Linked DNA regions of Homo sapiens: region 2 is linked to region 1. A link is a loop called in an ENCODE intact Hi-C map of the cell type or tissue named here. Cell type or tissue: mucosa of descending colon. All regions are shown on one strand. Each heading gives the region's core, and the rest is flanking DNA. Links, peaks and the distances in the headings are about the cores only.

Region 1 (5,082 bases), core at 411-2,910:
CGCCTTCCCGCCCCAGCGGGGTGCACATCCGCAGCCCTCGAAGCCACAGGCTGATGGCACAGCAGGTGCCTGCCCCACACTGGACATCCCGCTCACAGGCCTGTAGGAGGGAGAGAGAAGGGAACAGTTCATTAGTGCACCCAAGAGAAAGCAGAAGGGAAGGGTAGATCCAAAAAGCCCTTATCAGGATGGAGCAAGAAGAGGCTGAGAGTATCACCCCCGGCCTTAGCCTAACAGAACACCCTGGGCCACACTTTATTGCCTTGCTCCCCTCGTGGGGAGGCTCAGGGCTCAGGGGGGCATTGGATCTGGATCTGAGGAAACTTCCAAGCTCCTGGAGGCCACTCAGAAGGAAGACAGTCCTCCTTTTCTGACAAGGCTGGAGGTTAGAAGGCATAGCTTTTCTAGGGCTAAGTAGATGCTCAGTGGATGCTGGTGGAATTGAATTAATTAGAATTCTCAGAGGTGGGAGGGACCCTGATGGCCCAAATTCCTTGGTGGTCAGTACTGAGCTGCCTTGGACCAGGAGTCTCCAGCCCTGACTCTGCACTGTGGTCAGTCCCTCCCCTCTGCATGGAGGCACCCCCATCCTGGCCCTCAAGTGGCCCAGCCTCAGCAGAGGGGCCAGCACCCCAGTGAACAGGTGCCTCTCCCAGGGTTTCTCTACTGACTTCCATGATTCCCAGAGAGGATCGCAGAACAGGAGCTGAGCGGCCCTGCCTGGTTTGGGGAAGGTACCATTTGTAAAGAAGGCCACATTAAATAAGCTCACATTTAACATGAGCCCACGTTAAATAAAAGCCAGAGCCGGGGAAGACAGAACTCTTAACTGCTCCAGACTCAGGTGGGGACCTGCTGAAGAAGCATCCACACTTGCCATTCTCAGAGATGCTATGTGGCTTTTCTGAGCTGAAATGCAAAGCTGGGTTTTGGATCACTCTTCTCCAATAAAAGCCTATGGGCACCTTCAGGCTGCTGTGTGGGACGTGGCAGGACCTGGAAGCCTCCTACTTGCTCAGACCCAAGAGGGAAAGAGTGGATGTCAGCTCCACAGATCATGCAGAGGAGTTACGGGTGGTGGGCACCCAGCTGTGCCTGTCTCCAGCCCAGCAAGGGCACGTCTCACACCCAGCCAGGCCACAAAAGCTTGGGGTTGGGGTAAAGGAAACCCCAGTCGACTCTTCTTCTCCCATAGAGGTGGGGCATCACTGTCCCACTCTTGGAAGAAGGATCATAAAGCCTTGGATGTGGGGACAGTTACAGTCCAGGGAGCAGGGGAGTGTAGAGGTGGTGGAGCCTGGGCTCCTGCTGAAAATCAGAAGTGGGACACCAGCAGGACATGGAGGATGTGGGGAGCCTGGGGGTTCCTGACTTCCCCTTACTGCCCTGTTCTCACCACTCACCTGTCTTTCCTGGGTTTCCCTCACCTAGGGAAAAGTGCTCTCTATTGTGCTTTTCACCGTGAAAATGTTTGCCTGCCGCTCTCAGATCTGCCTGCCCTGCTGTCACTCTGGGCCAGTGCTGGAGCTGGCACGGGTGGTGAGGCAAGCCTGGCATCCAGGCCAACCACGCTGCTCCTGCCCTCACCGCGCAGCAGCCGGGGCTTCTCTCCATTGTTCTTGCCCTCCCAGATTTTCAAGCTACCCCATAGAAGGGCAGCCTACAGTGTAAACACTTCATTAGGTATAATTCTGCCTTCACAATTATTTTTATTTTTGCTTTGGATCTCAAAAGCATTTGACTCGCCTTTAATATTTGTTCTTTTGAACTCAGTGTTTTTCCTTTAAAAGAGAAAAGAAAGAATTTGTCCTTTCTGTGAATGGTAAAATTAACCCAATTCCAGGAATTGTTTGGCATTTCTCTACATTTCCACTATCCATGTAAAAAGCTGGTGGAGGCTGAACTAAAAGTTAGTTTCCCTGCTTCCCCGACCTTTTTCTTCCAGTGGATTTTATATGGAAAGCTCTCAGGTACAGCATTGCTTTCTGCTTCAGTAAGAATGGTCCTGCTACCATAACACATCATGTGCCCCTATTTGAAGGTGGTTTGAGGTAAAAGCAAACTTCCGAGAGAAAACCATGATCTGAATATTTTGAACCAATTGTACAGTGCCCATATGCTGAACCTTTGCTTCTCTGCTTCGAGACTGGATATCTACTTGTTATCTGGATGCTTGCTTTGGGGTACACTCAGCTGAATGTTAGTGGCACCCATATTCCTCTCAGAACTAACTAGGCAGGCACAGAGTGAAAGAGTTTCAAAGATATCCTTTCTAAGCGGAGGTTAAGTTTATACAATAGAAGTTTATAAGCTTACCACCTTTAATTAAGCTTACTGCCTTTAATTAAGTCAACATGCTATGTAAATTAATATTAATATTAATATGTGAATCAGACCATAAATAAAAATTAAAATTCACACAAAAGATAAGTTAAGGTTTGCCAATCCACTTTATAAAGGAATTCCTTATTACTTAATAGGAATCTTCACTTTACCAAAGGACTGAACTTCAAAATGTTCAATGCTCTGCTAACACATTGAAAACAGGATTTGATTCATACACAGCTTCTCAAAAGCAGATCCCATTTAGTAGAGTGAGGTCTAACTAGTCTGAAAATCGCATGCAATCCCTTTAATGCATAATTCCCCATTCCCTTTGGTTCACACTGTGTTGAGCCAACAGAGCCTCCTGCATGGTTCCTGGGCTCACAACCCGTGCAGACCCTGACATCTTCCCAAAACCCAAGGCACAGAGAATGTTAGGCGACTTACCCCTGTGATCACAGCACAGTCAGACACAGTTACTAGGAGGAGCATGATTGAGACTCGCGTGGCACCTCTCATGGTCACTTGGGGTGAAGGCAAAACACTGCCTGCTTAGATGCCTCTCGCTTCCTCCCGCTCAGCCTTGTGCCTGGCAAGCTGGGGAGGCCAGGCTCTCCTGCATCCCCCGCCTCCTCCCAGATGTTTACACTCAGGATCCAGGGCTGCCTGTGGATGCCTCATCTCTGCTCTTCCCTTCTCCAACACCGATGTTACTCAGATGATCTCAGAAGCGAAGATGAGACCTGAATCTCTAACAACATCAAATCAACATCAAAACCAATAAAAATGGATACTTGGGGGGCTTTGACGGTTGCTCTAACTCTCCCAAGAACGCAGTGATTCAGACAGTTATGTATATTTCACTCAATGTTCTTTTCTGCCTCTGGGTATCCTTCTATCCTACTTGGGGCAGAGGAAAGCCTCTGGTAATGAATTAAGGGATTTGCAACATCACCATTTATGCTTCCCTGCACCAAACTATGCAACATACAAGATTATTGGTTCCCTCTCACTCACACCAAGACTTATCTAGGCATTTACCATGGGCTCAACACAGAGGTAGCTGAGAAGACAGAAGAGGGTGAGGTGGTATCCTTATTTCTCTAAAAGGTTAAAATTATAGTGAGGAGCCATAAGACAGTGAGGAAAAAAAGACCAGACTTGTGGGGCTGATGTTCCTAAGTGACACACACATAAGGATTTGCTCTCTCATGGGCTCAGGATGAACACCAGCAAGTGTCCCTTGGTACAATGACCCAAGGGCAGAAAGCCAGCAAACATACAGGGCACACACTCTCTCAGTACCCTGCAGAGCCGAGCTGGTATGGGCTGTGGCTGAAAGGTACCAGAGCCACACCACTGGCCTTCCAGTTTTAGGGGTGAGCATGAGAGTGGCCTTATCCGTGAGTGTATAAACACGGTGGTCTCAGATGCCAGTCTGGTGGGAAGTTGACTTTCGGGATGGCCCCTCCGCCTGTGAGGGAAGCCCCTGACCCCAGCCCTCTCTGTGTCATACGACCCAGAGAGAGCTCCCAGTGCTTTGTCAGATGATCTGCCTTCTCTCCACAGTAATAAAAGCCAACATTTCCCAAGGTATGTGTTGCAATATGTTAATACACAAATAAACAAATAAAAGACTTCTACAGTCAAAAATTTGGGAAACACAAACCGGCTTGTTTTTTGCAGAACTTTTCAGGGCCTTTCATATGCTAATAAGTGTTTGAAACACCAAGTGGGAAATGCAGTTTGTAGTATTTCACAAGCAGATTCATCCACAAAACCTTTCTTATCAAATGTCACAGGGGTCTAGGGTTTCCACATTGAAACGCTGATAGGCATTTATGAGTGCAGAGAGGAAGGTTAACTAGCACGGGAGCTGGGAGCTAAGCCCCCAGAGGCAGATGCTTTGATTCAGATCGATGGCTTCATGACCTTGAAAATATTGCTAATCTCTCCAAGCCTCAGTTTTCCTATCTATAACATGGGATAAGAATAGCATTTACATCATACGATTTTGCGAGTATTCATCTATTTATTTATTCATTGACTATATTTATTGAGAGCCTACTGTATAGAAGACACTGTTCTTGGCACTGGGAATATAGCAGTGAACAAAACAAAACCCTGTCCTCATGTAATTTTGACTATAGTCAAGGAGACGGGTAATAGACAAATAAACAGATTTGTAATAAAATGGCCAGTTGTGTTGAGCACTGTTAAAAAGGAAGGCCAGGCGCAGTGGCTCATGCTTGTAATCCCAGCACTTAGAAGGTAGAGGCAGGCGGATCACTTGAGGTCAGGAGTTCGAGACCAGCCTGGTCAACATGGTGAAACCCCATCTCTAGTAAAAATATAAAAATTAGCCAGCTGTGGTGGCTCACGCCTGTAATCCCAGCTACTCGGGAGGCTGAGGCAAGAGAATCACTTGAACCTGGGAGGCAGAGGTTGCAGTGAGCCGAGATCGCGCCACTGCACTCCAGCCTGGGCAACAAAACGAGACTCCATCTCAAAAAATAAAAAAAAGGTGGTGGGGAGAAAGGCAGGGAAAGCAACAGACCTTGACAAGTGGTGATATTTTAGATGTGGTAAGGGTCTGTCTGAGAAGGCACTTGTGCAGATGACTGATAAAGTGAAGGAGTGAGCTGGACAGAGCCTGGATGAAAAGTCAGTGCAACAACCCTGTGGCAGGGCTTTTTGGCCAGTTCCAGGAGAAGCAAAGAGTGAGGTGAGCCAGGGGACGGGATGGGAGGGGATGCA
Region 2 (2,500 bases), core at 1-2,500, 250 kb after region 1:
CATATGGAAAGAAGTCGATACTGTATTCCAGTAGATGTTACTGATGAAGTTCATTTTTCCCTCATACCATCTCTAAGGAAGAGATTTTATTGTCGTCCTCCTTTTACAGATCAGAAAATGGAGATTCCAGGGTTAAAGTGGCTTCCCCAAGGTGGTATGGTTGGCGACAGACCCATGATTCAAACCACTCATGCCACCTGCCCTGGGGCAAACCTGAGGCAGAAGCAGTGGCCTCACCTGTCCTCCTGCATGCCCTTCTCATCCTCCTCTGACTGCTCCCTCCACCCAGGGCCCAAACTTAACCACTCACCTCCCCACCAGAAATGACCTGCTGTGTGTCCCAGTTCTGTGTCTCTAAGCTGACATCCCCTCAGGAGAAGGCTTCCATGCATGTGCAGGTGACTGATGACAAAGATCCCTAACACTCTAGAATCAGCCCATTACATGGGCAGCCAGACTCTCCCCACTCCCCATCAACAAGGGGGGCTTCTGTGTGCCCTCCCCTTTATTTGGGCAGATGCTGTGACCCACAGAAGATGGTAGAGGTACTGTGCCATTTTCCAGCCCCAGGCCTTAAAAACCTGGCAGCTTCCACCTCCTGTCTCTTGAAATGGTCTCTCTGGGGACCCTAAGCCCTTCAGTCAGAAGTCTGGCCAAGTAGCCATGCTGGAGAGGCAGTTGTAGGTGCTCACTCTGGCCGGCAGGCCCAGCTGAACTCAGTCTTCCAGCCATTCTCACTGGAGTGCCCGGCATTTGAGTGAATGTGAGGGCAGCTGCCTTGGACCCTCCAGACTAGTTCGCTGCTAGTTGAATATCACTGAGTGACCTTGGTTGCCACCAGAAGAGTTGCTCAGACGAGTCCTGCCTGAATTCCTTACTCAGAAAACTGCGAGATAGAATGGTTGTTTTAAGCCGCTCAGACTTGGAGTAACTTGGAACACAGCAATAGATAACTGGACCAACATGTGTTATCTCATTGAATCTATTTATTATGTCTGTTTTACAGACTAGGACATTTAAGCTCAGAGCGATTAAATGACTCGCTCAAGGCCTCCCAGGAAGCAGGAAGCTGGGTGGCATTTGAACTTGAACTTGAGAAGTATGACTCTAGAGCTCCTTGGAACCAAAGCCCTTGTTATGCTGCATCTTGGTGGATCTGTGTGCCCCTCCTGGCAAGAGGGCTTGCATCTCAACCAAAAACATTACCTTCAACCAAAAGACTGAATACTTGACAAGGAGTGACTTTCAGCACCAGGCCATTTCCTGGTTTGAAAGATACATGGGGAGATGTGGAGTTATAGGGCCGGTCCCCTCCCTCTGCCAAACTCAGGACAGCAGGGGCTGATTTTATCTTTATTCATCTATAGCTGGCATGGAGCCTGTCCAGGGTGGGTACGTAATAAATGTTTGTTCAACAAATAAACTAACCCACAAAGGAATAAATGACAGAGAGGAAGGCAAGCAGACTATGATCTGGCGAGAAAGGTTTTCCTGCCATCTGGTGGCTATTCCTGGAACAACACTTTCTATGGCAAGAGAAGAAAATGGCAGGTTCCTTCAGGGTCCTTGGCTGTGTGCGTCTGAGTGCAAGCAGCATCATTCCAGCCTGGAGCTGGGTGGGGTGGGGGTGAGGCCTCCTCCAGGAGCCAGACTTCTTGTTTCTTTCAATGTCGGTGCTCCTAGAGGGTGAGGCAGGAAGAAGAGCTTCCCAGCCACCAGCACAGTCCGTTCTTCACAGTGCTGAGTATTCAGTGGGTGTTTAATAAATGAATACTTGGGGCTGGAATGTTAGAACAGAGGTGATGTCAGATCCCCTAGTTCGTCTTTACCTTCTACTGAAGTTTGCAAGAGGGATAGCTATCTTGAAGAGAGGGGCAGAACTTTAGAATATGCCTGTTCCAGGGGAGCCCACCCCCCCCCCAACCCAGCACCCAAGAGAGTCCTGGTCCTTGCTGTCAGACCTCTCAACACTGGCACCTTCCCACCCCTGTCCTTCCCTGAGGTGGGCCTCCACACACCCCACCCTTGCCAGGCTGACAAGTATAGCTTTTCCTGGTAGTCAGGTGGGACAGGAGTTTCCCCTACAGGGTCCTGTAAGAGACCACCAAATACCATCCTAATTTCAGATGCAGTTTCACCTGGAAAAATGTAGCCAGCAAAGGGTCTCCCTTAGGAAACGGTTGCAAAGATGACAGGAAATTAGACATGTGGAATCGCTGGACCCCAATAGGGCCCTCTACAAGTGTGTGCATTGTTAATACCTAGGACAATTCATAGGAAAATACAGATATGAACCTGTGCACACTCCCCGCGCTGCTCCTCAGCCAGCCAGCACCCACAACCCCCCTCAGCAGTCCTGTCCACCCATCCCAGTCCAAGCTTTTCACCCCAAAGCTTCCCGCAGGATCCTTGGCCACCCTTCCCTCTCCCTCATTGCAAGAGCAGGTGAGAAAGGCAAGAAGGGTTTGGTAAGAACAGACACTTTATTGCACACTATGGT

What was found. A loop is a pair of places that touch in the nucleus more often than their neighbours do. Peaks named below come from ENCODE experiments on the same cell type or tissue, not always from the same donor. Only the 100,000 strongest peaks of a DNase experiment are listed, where the experiment ranks them.
Region 2: it touches region 1 in a loop (6-fold over the local background); 105 of 110 quality-filtered maps call a loop at or near these places.

What each region holds. Positions count from the first base shown.
Region 1 is chr1:110,448,979-110,454,060 of GRCh38, reverse strand. It overlaps PROK1 (prokineticin 1), which reads right to left and starts at 2,912. Exons shown (of 3, transcript NM_032414.3): 1 at 2,773-2,912; 2 at 1-100. The coding sequence starts at 2,844. In mucosa of descending colon, for the core only: no CTCF peak of the experiment used is centred there; no DNase peak of the experiment used is centred there.
Region 2 is chr1:110,202,167-110,204,666 of GRCh38, reverse strand. It overlaps SLC6A17 (solute carrier family 6 member 17), which reads right to left. Exons shown (of 12, transcript NM_001010898.4): 12 at 2,465-2,500. Among named protein-coding and RNA genes, the nearest start is that of KCNC4-DT, 6.6 kb to the left of the region's middle. RefSeq lists an enhancer at 1,572-1,621. In mucosa of descending colon, for the core only: a CTCF peak has its summit at 1,495 (motif pointing left); no DNase peak of the experiment used is centred there.